2 separate regions of the Homo sapiens genome follow, and region 2 is linked to region 1. Evidence: read pairs that join two places in POLR2A ChIA-PET (ENCODE). Cell type or tissue: Panc1. All regions are shown on one strand.

The links. ChIA-PET counts read pairs that join two places held together with the same protein. Peaks named below come from ENCODE experiments on the same cell type or tissue, not always from the same donor. Only the 100,000 strongest peaks of a DNase experiment are listed, where the experiment ranks them.
Region 2: POLR2A ChIA-PET joins it to region 1 with 12 read pairs; 3 of 35 experiments call an interaction of 5 or more read pairs at or near these places.

The regions. Positions count from the first base shown.
Region 1 is chr7:105,955,751-105,958,250 of GRCh38, reverse strand. No RefSeq gene overlaps it. Among named protein-coding and RNA genes, the nearest start is that of CDHR3, 6.3 kb to the left of the region's middle. RefSeq lists enhancers at 1,535-2,034, 2,035-2,500. In Panc1, no CTCF peak of the experiment used is centred here; no DNase peak of the experiment used is centred here.
Region 2 is chr7:105,826,010-105,828,509 of GRCh38, reverse strand. All of the region lies in intron 2 of ATXN7L1 (ataxin 7 like 1), which reads left to right. Among named protein-coding and RNA genes, the nearest start is that of ATXN7L1, 49 kb to the left of the region's middle. In Panc1, no CTCF peak of the experiment used is centred here; no DNase peak of the experiment used is centred here; H3K27ac peaks cover 848 bases.

The DNA.
Region 1 (2,500 bases):
CATCCCTCCCCGTGTCTTCTTTGTGGGCCACTGTCCTAGCACACGCACTGCTTTAGCACCACATCTCATGGATCTTTTATACATCTGTCTCCATGCAGCCTTGGCAAGTTTTCCAGGACAGAGAAGCTCTTATGCTTCTTTGCACTCCAATTGCTTCACATTTAACACTGTGCCAGATGCATAGTAAGTGCTCAAAAAACATGGAATTACTGATCTTACTTTATACTTCCTTGCCTCGTGCCATGCTCTCCTCTCACACCCACCCCAAACATCGACCCAGTGAGAGCCCCCCCCGCCCCCGCCAGCTCTTGCAGGGATAGAAATAAAGAAGTGCCACAGCCCTTCTCACTTCTAGAACCCCGGAGCTGCATCCCCTGACTGGCCTTGAGGACCATGGGAGGGGCTCCTCTGAAGCCAAGGCTCTCAGGACCCACTGGTAGGGTCCTTTTCCTGGCTTCACAGGTGGAAGAGTGACTGAGAAGACGTCCTTGGGGCTCAGCCCCACCTGACTCCAGGGCACCTGCTGTGACTGTGGGCTAGGCTGCCTGCTCTCTGGGCTCACGTCCCCAGATAATTCTTTTTTTTTTCTTTAAACAGTTTGTGATATAATTCACATACCTTACAATGCACCCAGTTAAAGTGTACAATTCAGTGATTTTTAGTATATTCATAGAGTTGTGCAACCATCACCATAATCAATTTTATAACATTTTCATCCCCCCCAAAGAAAAACCTCTTCAATCCTTAGCAGTTACTCTCAATTTTCCTCTAACTCTCGCCCCCAACCCTAGCAACCACTAATCTACTTTCTATCTCTATAGATTTCCTTATTCTGGGCATTTCATATGAATAGAATCATACAATATGTGGCCTTTTTAAAATTTTTTTTTTTTTTTTGAGATGGAGTCTCACTCCATCACCCAGGCTGGAGTGCAGTGGCGTGATCTCAGCTCATTGCAACCTCTGCCTCCCAGGTTCAAGTGATTTTCCTGCCTCAGCCTACCAAATAGGTGGGATTACAGGCGCGTGCGACCATGCCAGGCTAATTTTTGTATTATCAGTAGAGGCAGGGTTTTGCCATGTTGGCCAGGCTGGTCTCGAACTCCTGACCTCAGGTGATCCGCCTGCCTTGGCCTCCCAAAGTGCTGGGATTAGAGGCAGGAGCCAGTGCACCCAGCAATATGTGGCCTTTTGTACTGGCTTCTTTTACTTGCATAATGTTCTTTGGGTTCGTGTATTTTGTTGTATGGCTCAATACTTCATTCCTTTTTATTGCTGAATAATATTGGGTTGGTGCAAAAGTCATTGCGGTTTTTGCCATTACTTTTAATTACTTTTGCACCAACCCAATATTATTCCGTTGTATGGATAGACCACAATTTAATTTTCTTATTAATCAGTTGATGGACATGTGGGTTATTTCAACATTTTGGCTATTAAAATAATGCTGCTATGAACATTTGTGTACAAGTTTTTGCACGACATAGGTTTTTATTTCTCTTAGGGAAATACCTAGAAGTGTAATTACCAGGTCATATGGTGATTCTACCAGGTCATTCTTGTGGGCAATTGTCTAACTGCTTTGAAGCCAGCTCCTTCTCCAGCATCCTTCATTGGCTTCCTGGAGCCCCCTACCCCAAGCTATGGGTCTCCTCCTACTTACCCTCTCTGCCACTTTGTTCAAACATCTTCATGCCAGCTGATTCCTTCTTCCCCCTTCTCCCTTTAGGTGGCATTTATTTATTCACTCAAGAAATATTGAATACCTACTGTGTGTCAAGCCCTGTTGTGCATGCTAAGGTTATCGCAGAGAACTGTTTTGTTCTCTGAAGAAAATGCCTGGCCACAAGCAACAGATTCTGTAGAAGCACCCCTCCTTCCATCCATCCAGTCAGCCAGCTGTGGCTCTGGTTGAAGCTCACCGCATGGCAGCACTGAGAGGTGACAGCATGCTGGCATCCCTCGCTCGCTCGCTCTCGGCGCCTCCTCTGCCTGGACGCCCACTCTGGCGGCACTTGAGGAGCGCTTCAGCCTGCCGCTGCACTGTGGGAGCCCCTTCCTGGGCTGGCTGAGGCCAGAGCCGGCTCCCTCAGCTTGAGGGGAAGTGTGGAGGGAGAGACGCCGGCGGGAACCGGGACGGCGCGTGGCGCTTGCGGGCCAGCGCTAGTTCCAGGTGGGTGTGGGCTCGGCGGGCCCCGCACTCGGAGCAGTCCGCCGGCTCCGGGCAGTGAGCGGCTTAGCACCTGGGCCAGCGGCTGCTGTGCTCGACTTCTCGCCGGGCCTTAGCTGCCTCCCTGCGGGGCAGGGCTCAGGACCTGCAGCCTGCCATGCCTGAGCCTACCCCGCCGCCGTGGGCTCCTGCGCAGCCTGAGCCTCCCCGACCAGCGCCACCCCCTGCTCCACGGCGCCCAGTCCCATCGACCACCCAACGGCTGAAGCGTGCGGGCGCACAGCGCGGGACTGGCAGGCAGCTCCACCTGCGGCCGGGTGCTGGATCCAC
Region 2 (2,500 bases), 130 kb after region 1:
GGTTTATCTGGGACTTTGTTGTATTTTCCTCATCCCATGGGATTAAAAGCAAGCACAGCCCCTTTCCAAGATGCTGTGTGTGCCTGGAGCCTTTCTGGTTCAAGATCTTCTATGGACAACTCCACGCCTTGGGCTTCCTCCAGGTCATTCTCCCTGTCCTTCAGGGATGGGAAGCATTGATGTCACCTGGCTGTCTTCCATATCAGCAGGACTCTGCTTGGTTCTGAATACCATGTTCCTTAACTACTTGTGCGGTAAAAATGTAATTTATGCCCTCTAAACCCCAATCCTAAACTGTGAGCCACATACAAGGAAGCAATATGGCAAGGGCAGTTAAGAACCTAGGTTTGGGGCCACACTGCCTGGGTCAATCCCTGACCCTTGGGGCAAGTTATGTAATTTTTTTTTGTGCCTTGGTTTTCTCATCTATCAAATAGGGATAAAAATTCTGATCTGTATTTCTGAAGAGTGCATTTCAAGCACTCTGAAAACAAAGTTGTTTTTTTTCCCCTAAATTTGAGGCACACTCATTTGGCATCAAAGTCTGCCCTGAACTGACATATGACTATTTATTATGCACTTTATCCAAATTAGTGTGATTATTCCTATGTTTCACTGCAGAAATATTAGTGTTTCTGATTATAGGATGCAGCCCGACTGCTGGGGTGTTATATAATGTACACCATATGACCTTACTAAAACCTGATAAATTCAATTTGGGAAAACCACTAAGCCCAAGAGCTTTGGATAAGGGATTGTGGATCTATAGTAGCTACTTCATAGGGTTGTTGAAAAAATTAAACAAGATACAGTCATCCTTAGTGTACACGGAGAATTGCTTCCAGGACCCCTGGGTATACCAAATCCATGCTTACTCACATCCCTCAGTCGGCCTTGCGGAACCCGAATATATGAAAAGTCAGCCTTCTGTGCAGGCGAGTTTCATGTCTCACAAATACTGTATTTTCAACCTCATTTGGTTGAAAAACTTTGGTATATAAGTGAACCCACGCAATTCAAACCCATGGTGTTCAAGGGTCAACTATATTTTGCATAAAGCTCTTAGAATGGTCTCTGAACTGTGAATACTCAATAAACATTTGCTATTATTCTCCTAAAGACATAAAAGAGTACTGTGTCCATGAGAATGAGTGGTTTATTTTACCACAGTAAAAATGTTTGTTCTCTTTTTAAGTGAATGGTTTAAATGTTTAATGAATGATATAAAAATGAATTTTACTGCCTGGATCTAAAGGAAGTTTGCTGTTTGTTTTGGAAAGAGGCTCCAAATCCAACAAGAGAAGTCAGTTTCAGCAAATATGGATGCCACTTTGACTGTCAGATTTTCTTCTGTATTCTTGACCCAGAGCTTGCTTATGCCAGCAAAGACAGAGTCCCCATCCTTTCCTTTTCAACCTCGCCTTCCGTTCTGCATACATTAAACACAGGTTGGAGTGGAATCCAAGGTGGCCTTACTCTGAGATGTTGTGCTTCCTGGACACCTGTAGTTCAGGTGGTCCCTGCTGTCTTGTGTCTTTTTCATACCTTTGTCCTCGATGGCAAACCGTATCAGCTCTTCCTTCTATATCCCAAAGGTAAAATATTTGTAAGTCTCTTGTAAAATATTACAGCTACTATCTTTCTCATCATTTTTCATCCCCAGTCTCAAGCTTTTGCCAAAATCATCTACCATTCAGACTTCTCTGTTCACCTGTATAAAAACCATGGGAAGGTCCTATTTCTCCACTGTCCAGCCTCCTTCTCATTTAGACCTGGTCTGGGTCTAACCCTCCTTGTCTATTTGATTATTATTGCTTTGTTTTTTTCTTGGTGGCCATGTTGTTTTATCTTCTTTGACGATCCTGTGTTTTCTTCCATATTGCATTCTTCTGCAAAATAGTCACAATTTACATTCCTCTGTGTCTGGCAAATCACAAGACTCCCTTATTGCACATTTTTCCAAATGTCTCCATTTTTTAGGTATATGTCTATGTAATAAAATGCTATTTTCTTAGCACAGTGCTAAATAATATTACAGTCCAGTAATTCAAGTTTGGATGATACCACCAACATTGGCAGAGAACCCAAATTTGCACATTAGAACCATGCAGTCATAGAATTGGACAGTTGGGAAGGACTCCAACTCCTTGTTTTATAGATGAAGCAACTGAGACCTGAGATCAAAGTGTCTTGCTCAACCAAACACAGTTGGCTGGTGACAGACATTGAGCCAGAACCCAGTTCTCCAGGCTAGTGTTCTTATTAAACTTTTTATGTGCTTTTTTCCCCCAAAGTAATATATGTACAGTTTAAAAGCCAAGTTGTACTAAAAACTTAATTCAATAGCAGTCCCTTGCCCTGTCTCTACCCACTGCTAGTCCTGTCTCCCTAGAGGCAACCACTTTTCACTCTTTTAGCTGTTTCTTCTAGTATTTACTCCATATCTCTATAAAGGGTATATATATGAGTACTTCTTCATTTATTGGTTTTAGGTATTTAG